Regions from separate parts of the Homo sapiens genome. Here region 2 is linked to region 1. A link is a loop called in an ENCODE intact Hi-C map of the cell type or tissue named here. Cell type or tissue: B cell. All regions are shown on one strand.

What was found. A loop is a pair of places that touch in the nucleus more often than their neighbours do. Peaks named below come from ENCODE experiments on the same cell type or tissue, not always from the same donor. Only the 100,000 strongest peaks of a DNase experiment are listed, where the experiment ranks them.
Region 2: a loop joins it to region 1, with 7 times the contacts of the local background. A loop is called at or near these places in 3 of 110 quality-filtered maps.

What each region holds. Positions count from the first base shown.
Region 1 is chr20:58,887,141-58,892,140 of GRCh38, forward strand. It overlaps GNAS (GNAS complex locus), which reads left to right and starts at 4,281. Exons shown (of 13, transcript NM_000516.7): 1 at 4,281-4,725. The coding sequence starts at 4,587. It overlaps LOC101927932 (a long non-coding RNA gene), which reads right to left and starts at 1,670. Exons shown (of 5, transcript NR_126334.1): 1 at 1,634-1,670. RefSeq lists an enhancer at 1,399-1,618 and silencers at 2,059-2,338, 3,539-3,688, 3,749-4,248, 4,259-4,478. In B cell, no CTCF peak of the experiment used is centred here; DNase peaks (open chromatin) are centred at 1,741, 2,031, 3,511, 4,191 and 1 weaker place; H3K4me3 peaks cover 4,021 bases; H3K27ac peaks cover 4,012 bases.
Region 2 is chr20:57,607,412-57,612,411 of GRCh38, forward strand. It overlaps ZBP1 (Z-DNA binding protein 1), which reads right to left. Exons shown (of 8, transcript NM_030776.3): 6 at 4,316-4,519; 7 at 2,738-2,956. Among named protein-coding and RNA genes, the nearest start is that of ZBP1, 11 kb to the right of the region's middle. In B cell, CTCF peaks have their summits at 2,519 (motif pointing right) and 2,727; a DNase peak (open chromatin) is centred at 2,542.

The DNA.
Region 1 (5,000 bases):
AGGCTCTTCATTATATTCATTGTATAACTTTGTAGCTCCTGGCATAAGTATCTAGGTTGTATTTGTTACTATTTACCTTGTACCTCTTAAAGACAATGTATCTGTGCTTTGCCACAGTAGAAGCAGGAAGGAAGATGCTTTTGAACAAATGGAGCATAACAAAAATGTCTGGCCTATTCTTCCCTCTTACAAGTCTTTAACAATTTTTAAAAATGACAATCAATCAAATTCAGCCAGGAATTTTTAATTTACCATCTAAAGATATAGAACCTGTGCTGTGTCATCAAGCGGTTCTAATTTAGGTGGTGGATGGTAGTGAGCCTCACTATCACTAGTACAGGCAGCCTAGGAATCATCGATTCTGAGGCCTTACTGCTGAGTTCTCCTATGAGCACATTCAGGTGTATCTGCACAATATTTTTATGCATCTTTGGTTAGGTGAAAAGCATCAACCTAGGATAGTTCCTTTGAGCATTTTCAAAATAAGGTGTATTTTTGTGTGGAAGAGAGGCCATCCATGATCAGGAGTGTGACAAAAACCTGGCCCCAACTTTTCAGCCAAGTTCAAGAAAGTCAGGGGTCTGCAGCAGCCCAGGGCAGGACGGTGTCTAGGCTGCGCTTCCTGTTCTTAATTCCAAGTGTTGTTTGGTGACTTTGAATCGCCCTCTGTTGTCTTTTCAGATTCATAAAAAAGAGGCCTTGTACAATGGGGGCAGCAGTGTACCTGAAGGGGCCAAGAAAAATAATATGTGGCATCTTCATCTGTCACACCTTTTCTTACTCGAAGTGGAGCAAACTGGGGAAAAGGGGGGAATTTCAGTCATCCGGTTGAATGGCTAACAGTGTCTTTTTATTTTCAAAGCTAACTTAAAATGATACAAGTTTGCTCAAGGCCTCTGGTGGTATCAGCCGCCCCATACCCCTGGGGACTGTTAAATGTGTTTCCATTTATAGGTAGACTTTTCTTTTTTCTCCTTCTCCATCAAACATCTTAAGTTTCATGGGCTCTGTTAAGAAGTCAAAGAAAAAGTTGGAAGACAGTTTGTGGACTTTGCATATCTGGGCTTTCCGGGACGTAGGCCTGTGTCCCATCCAAGACACTGCTCACGTCTTAGCCTGATTACCTGGCCGCCTCGGCTCACCTGGGCACATGGTGAGCCGCGGAACTGGCAGGCACCAAACATTTATTGAATGAATAAACCGTATCCCAGCAGACACCATGGTGGCAGCAGATGACCTAACCAAGGTCCCAGGAAAGGCGGGCTGGGGTCAACTGCTTGAAAATTTAGTAACCCTGCTCCTAATCCCGTGCACTGCTATATCCTAGTGTGCGGCGGGACACTTGAGAGTTTTGAAAGAACCCTCAAACAAGTTCACGTTCCGTAAACTACTTTTCCCTCTGTTCCAGAGCCCCCAGGGCGCCCAGGCAAGGCCGCCACCTCTCCCACCTGGGAGGACGCCTCGAGCACCGACTCCACAGCCACGGCCACCGCTCCTCGGCTCCCGTGACACCGGCGCGCCTGCTGCTTCGAGCAGGGGAGGCTTTGCACTCCCATCGCACTTTTCTCGTCCGAAGATACGAAACTCCGTCCGGGCGTCGCAAATAATTCGAATTCGGCTCTCTGACACCTACCTCGGCGGGCGCGCGCCGCTGGGAGGGCGGGGTGGGTGGCTGGAGGTAAGGAGGCGCACAGCAGGGGTAAGCGCCGCCGTCGCACACTTTGCACGCCGCCCAGGGCTACACCACTCACCGAAAATTGGGAGGCAGGTCTGGGAGGCGGGGTTGAGCGCCCACCGCCTTGGGCGCGCCCGCGCCCCCCGCCATCGCGGCCCCCGCGCCCCCGGCCCACGCCCGCGCGGTCCCGGCACCGGCCTGCACCCCCAGGGTGCGCGGCGGCCCATTTGGGTGCGTCCCCGGTGGGCCGATTTTTCGCGCTTCCCCTTCGGTTTATAGGGGCCGCTGCTATGGGTCGGTCCTCTGAAGAGGCTGGGGCGTCATCGGGGCCGGTTAGAAGCTCTGCTCCCCGGCGGGGACACTCAGTCGCGTCGGCACCGCGGAGCGGGCTGCGTCAGGTGGCTGGCCGGCGCGGCGCTCCCCTGCTCTCTGGCTCCGGGCTGCGGCGCGGCGGCTGGAGCGAGCCCCTGTCCCGGCGCGGGGCGGCGGCGGGCGGCCGGCAGGCGCTGCCTTGCGTGTGAGTGCACCTCACTCACATGTAAGTCGGGGAGCGCCGGGGCCTCCCGCGGAAGTGCGAGTCGCCCGGCGCAGGCAAGAGCCGCCGGGTCCGGGACAAGGCAGGGGCGCCCGGGCGCCGCTGCCTTGCCCCGGGGCGCCTCCGGGCACCCCCCAATTCTCTCTCTTTTCTCTTCTCCATTGGCGTGCCCAAGAGCCAAACCAAGGAGCGCCTGAGGGTAAACAGACTCCTGCCATCCGCGCCTTTGCACTTTTCTTTTTGAGTTGACATTTCTTGGTGCTTTTTGGTTTCTCGCTGTTGTTGGGTGCTTTTTGGTTTGTTCTTGTCCCTTTTTCGTTTGCTCATCCTTTTTGGCGCTAACTCTTAGGCAGCCAGCCCAGCAGCCCGAAGCCCGGGCAGCCGCGCTCCGCGGCCCCGGGGCAGCGCGGCGGGAACCGCAGCCAAGCCCCCCGACACGGGGCGCACGGGGGCCGGGCAGCCCGAGGCCGGGGGCAAGCAGGGAGCCCGGGCCAGGCGCGAGCCGAGCTCCCCGAGGTGGCCGGGCCACCATGCTGAAGATGGCCATGAAGCTCAAAGCCCGGGCGGCGGAGAGCGAGAAGAAGACGGCCGCGGCGGCTGCCGAGGTGGCTGCCGAAGCTGCGGCGGCGGCTGCGGCGTTGGCCGAGCCGAGAGAGCCGCTCGCGCCGCGGAAGAGCGGGGACCCCGAGAAGCTCGCGAAGAACCCCAAGAACCCGGCGCGGGAGGCGCTCCCCGAAAAGTTCCTAACAGACAAGGAGCGCAAGAAGCTCGAGAAGAAGCTGCTGGAGCAGAGGCGAAAGGAGGAGAAGAAGAAGGAGAAGGAGAGGAAGAAGATGGAGAAGATGCTGAAGAAGAAGAAGAAGAAGGTGCCAGAAGCCCAGGAGGAGGCCCGATGCCCCGAGGCCGCCGCCGCCGCGGCCGCCGCCGACGACGACGAGGGCGCCGAGGAGGGCGCCGTCGGGGGCGCCGAGGAGGGCGCCGCCGCCGGGGGCACGAGTAGGGCCTGGGCTGACTGGGACACGGACTCGAGCGACGAGGACGACGCCTACTACGCGGCGCCGCGCGTTGGGGGCATCGTGTGGCGGCCCGGGCCGCTCAAGGCTGGCGCGCTGAGCGCCCACCTGCCCCTCGTGGTGTTCCTGGTCTTCTCGGTGCGCAGCCCCTCGTGGGTGCTCAACTTCCTGCTGCAGAAGCGCACGGAGCAGGGCCGCGGCTGCGGCTTCGTGTTCGGGGCGACCTGCTGCTTCCGAGTGTTCCTGGGCTGCGCCTTCTTCTCCTACTTGGGCGGCCGCGCCAAGCGCAGAGGCCGCGGGCGCTCCGGGGCCAGAGGCGCCTTCGGCTCGGGCCATGGCGCCCGGCGCCGGGGGCGCGAGGAGCGGCTCATCTAGTCAGACCCCCCACCCCGCCACCGCCACCAGACACCACCATCGCTGTGTAGTGTGGGTTTTTATTCGTGTTCGTGTGTGTGTGTGGACACATTTTCCTTTTCGGTTGCTCTGTCCTTTGGTTCGTGCTCGCCTCGCTTTTTCCACACTCCTGCTCTCTGGCTCTCTGTGTCTCTCGCTCTTTCGAAAATTTTCCTAAGTCCGGGCGCGCGCTCCCTCCCCTTCCGCCCACCCCAGCCCCTCGGCGGCGCCCGCGGGAGGGGGAGGAGGCCTCGGGGGCGCCGGGCGACGCGGTCCGGGGGGTGGAGCGTTGGCGTCGTGCGAGGGGTCGTCACTGGCGCGGAGACGCCCCCTCTCCCCCCTCGGCTCAGCCGGGCTGCTGCCCGAGCCCGGGGGGTGGGGGGCGTCTCCCCGGCCCGTCCCGTCCCCGGCCGGGCGCGGGCGGAGGGACCCCCTCCCCGGGCTCCCGGGGGGCCGCCTCCCTCCGCCGGCTCCCGCCCTCCCAGCCGCCGCCGCCGCCGCGGCCGCTCCTCGGCCCTCCTCCTCCTCCTCCTCCTTCCACCCCCCTCGCCGCCGCCGCCTCCTCCTCCCCCCGCCTCCCCCCGCCCGCCGCGGCGCTTTTGGCTCGGGGCGGCGGCGGGGGCCCGGCCGAGGCAATAAGAGCGGCGGCGGCGGCAGCGGCGGCAGCAGCTCCCGCAGCTCCTGCTCTGGTCCGCCTCGGCCCGGCGGCGGCCATCAGCCCCCTCGGCCTCGGCTCGAGGGGCGGGGAGCTGCGCGCGCCCCTCGGTCCGACCGACACCCTCCCCTTCCCGCCCGTCCGCGCGCCCCGCGGCCCGCGGCCCGCAGTCCGCCCCGCGCGCTCCTTGCCGAGGAGCCGAGCCCGCGCCCGGCCCGCCCGCCCGGCGCTGCCCCGGCCCTCCCGGCCCGCGTGAGGCCGCCCGCGCCCGCCGCCGCCGCAGCCCGGCCGCGCCCCGCCGCCGCCGCCGCCGCCATGGGCTGCCTCGGGAACAGTAAGACCGAGGACCAGCGCAACGAGGAGAAGGCGCAGCGTGAGGCCAACAAAAAGATCGAGAAGCAGCTGCAGAAGGACAAGCAGGTCTACCGGGCCACGCACCGCCTGCTGCTGCTGGGTAAGGGCGGGCGGGGGGCGCCGGCCCCGGCCCGGGGGCCCTCGAAGGGCGCCCCGCAGGCCGCGCGCGCCGAGCCCGCCCCCCGCCCCGGGCGCGCGCTCCCGAGCCCCCCGCCCGTTCGCGGGCTCTGTCTGTGGGGGGCGAGGCCGGAAGGGGGACCCAGGGGCGCGGATTCGGCCGGGCGGGGGCTCAAAAACGGGGCGGGGGGCCGTGGCGACGCGGGCGCGGGTCCCCCTCCCCCGGCCTGCCCGCTCAGTGTCTCTCTCTTGCTCTCG
Region 2 (5,000 bases), 1.3 Mb before region 1:
TGGATGAGCAAAGAAAGTGGTTTCTTGAGATGGCATCTATTCCTGGTGAAGATACTGCGAACATTCTTGAAATGACAACAAAGGATTTAGACTGCTATATAAACCTAGTTGGTAAAGCAGCAGCAGGGTTGGGGAGTCTTGGTTCCAATTTTGAAAGAAGTTCTAGTATGAGTAAAATGCCATCAAACAGCATTGCATGCTACAGAGAAAGCTTTCATGAAAGGAAGAGTTCATTGCTGCAGCGAACTTCATTGTTGCCTTATTTTAAGAAATTGCCACAGCTGCCTCCACCTTCAGCAACCACCACCCTGATCAGTCAGCAGCCATCAACATCAAGGCAAGACCTCCACCAGCATAGAGATGATGACTGGCAGAAGACAGGTGATGGTTAGCATTTTTAGCAATAAAGTATTTTAAAATTAAGGTATGTACATTGTTTTTTAGATATAACGTGATTCAGTGCACACCTAATAGACTAGAGCATCGTGTGAATATAACTTGTATATGCACTGGGAAATCAAAAATTTGCATGACTTGCTTTATTGGGGTGTTCTGGAACTCACCCATAATATCTCTGAGCTATGCCTATTGATGTCTCTTGGGGACAAAGAGAGGTGGGTGGGTCAGGGCAAGGGGCAAAGATGTCATCAGCTCTTCTGCTAGAACCTTAGGGAAGAATGTCAGGATGTTGCAGGGCAAATCTGGGAGTGTGACCATTTTTTTTTTTTGAGACAGAGTCTTGCTCTGTCGCCCAGGCTGGAGTGCAGTGGCATGATCTTGGCTCACTGCAAGCTCCGCCTCCCAGGTTTACGCCATTCTCCTGCCTCAGCCTCCTGAGTAGCTGGGACTACATGTGCCCGCCACCATGCCTGGCTAATTTTTTGTATTTTTTAGTAGAGAGAGGGTTTCACCGTGTTAGCCAGGATGGTCTCGATCTCCTGACCTCGTGATCCACCTGCCTCGGCCTCCCAAAGTGCTGGGATTACAGGCATGAGCCACTACACCCAGAAGTGTGGCTATTTTTAAAAAACACAGTGCTGTGTTCTTTCCGGAAAGAGAAGTCTTCAATGGTCTGGCTTGAGACCCACAGGGCTCTGCAGACAGCCTGTGCTGTGGGGTCCTAAGCCGGATCCCCATCTGGTGGCACATGCCCTCCCAAGGGTCCCCAGTGGCCTTGGAGGTCTCAGAGACTCCCTTTGCTGCTGGAAGGAAGTCCATGCTCCCAGATGCTCATGGCCTGAGTCCTGAGGAATGCGCTCCTGGTCCCCGTTCTGCAGGTGTCACATGTGCATGGGGCTCCCAGGGGTCCTGGAGGGAGAGTTTGAAGACACGTGGGGCCAGGGTCTCCTCAGTTGCTGGGACAGCAAGGACACGGCCCTTGGGGTGAGGAGACCCTCTGGACTTCCAGGACATGCATCCCCTGGGCCTTCAGGCACTGGAGGGTGGATGCCGGCCAGTCCTCCAGATTCCGTGAATCCATGTTTTCTACCCATTGGTGGGACTGGGTGTGATTCCTTATTCCAGATCCCAAAAGGGTAGGAGCGGAAATCCGCCTTCTAATTCTTTTTTCACATGGGAGGCAAAAATCTCATCCAGCCCCTCTCCTGCTCAAAGCCCCCCATGGCTTCCAATTGCCTTAGCATCGACTGCAGCCTGGAGCCAGGCCCTGGCTCTGCTCTCCATGCTCAGGTCACCCTCAAACCCCTGTGGGTTCCCACACTGTCATGTCCTCACCTCCAGGCCATTGTCCACACTGTTCCACCCACCAGGTACACCTGCCCTGGCCCTCCCCACCTTGCGTGGACCTGCCCAACTCTCCAGCTGCCCCCACCCGAGGCCCCGAGCTCCCTTCTGCAGAGTTGGAATCCTCAGGCTCTGCAACCAGCCTGTGCAGCTTCCAGGGACCAAACGGTGGCTGGGACGGTGAACCGCACTGGTTTCCCCTCTCCCCTCTTCCTGTTGGCAGTGGAGCCCCCTCCCCTGAGTCTCTGCTGGGCTTAGACTGCCTTGACACAGGCGGCACTTCCCAGACCCCCCGTGGCTAAGTGCAGGCCCTCAGAACAGCACAGATGCAGTGGGTGGGCTTGGTCAAAGACAACAGCGGCTCTCTGTACCCTCTCTCGCCCCTCTGCTTGCTGGTGCTAAGTTCAACCCCACAGATGAGGACGGAGCCCAAGGGACGACTCAGCACTGAGGTAAAAGAAACCCTGGTCTGCTACCCTCACCCGGACATGAGACTTGGGCTTCAAGCAGGCGGGGCCACCGTGTGTGGCATCTCCACTGCAGCAGGTCAGCCTGTGCCCTGATGCAGAACCTTATTTGCATGGCAACCCAGCACCTCTCTCGGGCCCAAAACAATCACCACAACAATGATGAGACAATAACACTCCTATCTCCTGAATGCTGGCAGGGCTGGTGTAGGGCTGAGCTTCGCCTTCAGATTTTACCCCAGTCTTGCAACCACTGTAGGAGTTGCTTCAGGCTATTCTTGCCATCCCACTTTACAGCTAAGGAGACAGAGGCTCCTGGGTGAAATGACTTGGGTGGGTCCCTCCACTAGGGGGACGGAGCCTCCACGCTGACTCTAGAGCTGCTGCTCCTCGCTGTGGGTGGGCACAGCCTCCAGACTCCGGGAAACCAGAGATTAGCGAATGATCGATGAGAGTGAATGAATGAATGAGTGGAAGGTGGGGAGAGAGAGAGAACACACAGGGGTCCACTCTGCCCCCTAGCTCACCTGCGTCCTCCCCTGGCTCCCCCTCTCCAGACCCTGCGACTCCTCCTGGGCCAGCCACCCCTGGGCTGATAGACATTTTGTTGCTGTTGCCGATGGTGGCGTCCTCGAGAAAGCACGATTTCATGTGGATTCTCTGGGCGGCTTCCCCCTCAGGGTGAGTTCCTGGACTGGGAATTCTTGCTTCAAACGAAGCTTCTGGGCCGGCAGCAGTGGCAGAGACTGTGGGTCAAAGGGAGAGAGGCCTGGAGCCAGGAGCAGCTGGACAGTGGCCGGGAACCCTGACCCCCAGCCTGGTTCACCCTCCTCCCCAGATCTCCCACCAGTGGCCCACACCATCCCAGGAGCACAGCCTGTGCCTGCCCGCCACACCTCCACCCGCCACACCTCCGCTCGTGCTGTTGTGCTGTCTGGGAAGCGTCTTTCTGCTCCACTGATCCCGCAGTGGGTCTGCCCCACTGATCCCGCCCGGCTGATCTGGACGTCAGTGTCTTCCTCTGGGATTCAGCTCCTCTCTCCTCTGCTGCCTGCTTCCCACTGCACTGGAACACTGGCCCCCACTTTTGGTTGAAATCTTATGGGGGCTCCCAGCCTGGCCCCAGCTCCTGCCATCTGGCTCTGCCCTTTCCCACCCAAACTTCTGAAGAATCATCCACACTGAGTCCCGCCCCCTCCACCCCCGAGACCTCTTCTGCTCCCTGGCCCCCAGAAACCACCCCCTCAAGGTTACCACGATCCCTCTCGCTGAACCCCACAGATGCTTCCCTGGTCTCACCAGCCTGGCCCCTCTCTGGAGACTCCTTTCCCGGGGCCTCTGCTTTCCTCCTCCCTCTCTGGCTTCTCTGCTGGTTCTTCTCCCCCAGCCCATCTCTGCATTCCCAGTGTGGGGGAGGCCTCTGCCTGGGGCCCTCTGGTCACTGCAGCCACAGCTCCTAGTACGGCACCTGTCTTCCATCCTCCCTAAACACCATTCCAGTCTCAAACCATCACCCTGCTCCAGTTGGCCCAGCCTCTGCTTCTCTGCTCATTTTACAAATGAGGAAACTGAGGTTTCCTGCAGTGGGTCGTAGGGGATGGGGATCCAGAGTGCTAGCTTTATTTTATTCATTTATTTATTGAGATGGAGTCTCACTCTGTCACCCAGACTGGAGTGCAGTGGTGCGATCTCCGTTTACTGCAACCTCTGCCTCCCAGGTTCAAGCAATTCTCCTACCTCAGCCTTCCGAGTGGCTAGGACTACAGGCGCAAGCCACCATGCCCGGTTAATTTTTTTTTTTTTTTTTTTTGTATTTTTGATAGAGACGTTTTACCATATTGGTCAGGCTGGTCTCGAACTCCTGACCTCAGGTGATCCACCCGCTTTGGCTTCCCAAAGTGCTACGATTACAGGTGTGAGCTCCCGCGCCCAGCCTAGAGTGCTAGCTTTAAAAGCCCCACCTGCTCTACTCTGGTTCAGCTGCCTGGTGGAAGGAAAGGAATTTCCCATCATGCTTCTCTTCCCAAAAAGATTCTGGCTCCAGTTCCTTCCAGTGAGGACCCACGGGGTGGCAGAGTTGGGTCTGGCCTCTAGATCCCAGTTACCTGGGGGGCTGCCAGGGGGGATGTGGGCAGGGCCCTCGGACGGGACGCCGTGGAGCCTCATCTCATTGCTGTGTCCCAGCTGCACCCGTCTCAGTATGGACTGCTCCATGTGGATGTCCTGGGGCCCCCAGGGATCAACTAGGGTCCCCCAAGTTGAGGAATCACCTGGTGCCATTGAAGGGAGGTGGCGTGGACCGGCGGAACCTGGCAGGGGACAGTGGCACAGCCTCACCGGAGATTACTGCAGGCTTCTTCCTTTCCCTCACCACCACACGCAGGCCTGTCCTCTGAATTCTTCCTGGACACCATCGAACTGGCGGCCAAAGACTTCAGGCTCTGGCTTAGAGAGCAAGAGGACCTGGCGGAATAGCTCATTTTGGGGCTCCCTGAGTTCTCAGGAGCGGGGCTGGTCCTGGGTGTTGCAGGGACACTCACAAACCCAAACAATGAGCTCCTTGTTCTGATTCCCAGTCACTCCCGAGCCTTCTGACCTCATGGGGACCAAGTCTCGTTTGGTGCCAACACCAAAGGCTCAGAGCCTCCCGCAGTGTTTTAACTGCCAGGGACAACATTTATTTTTATGGTGTTTTTCATGATTTACACTTAAAATAATACTATAAAATTGTTTTAAAATAAATTTTTAAAAAGGTGCACTACTCAACAACATTAATTAAATAATCAGACA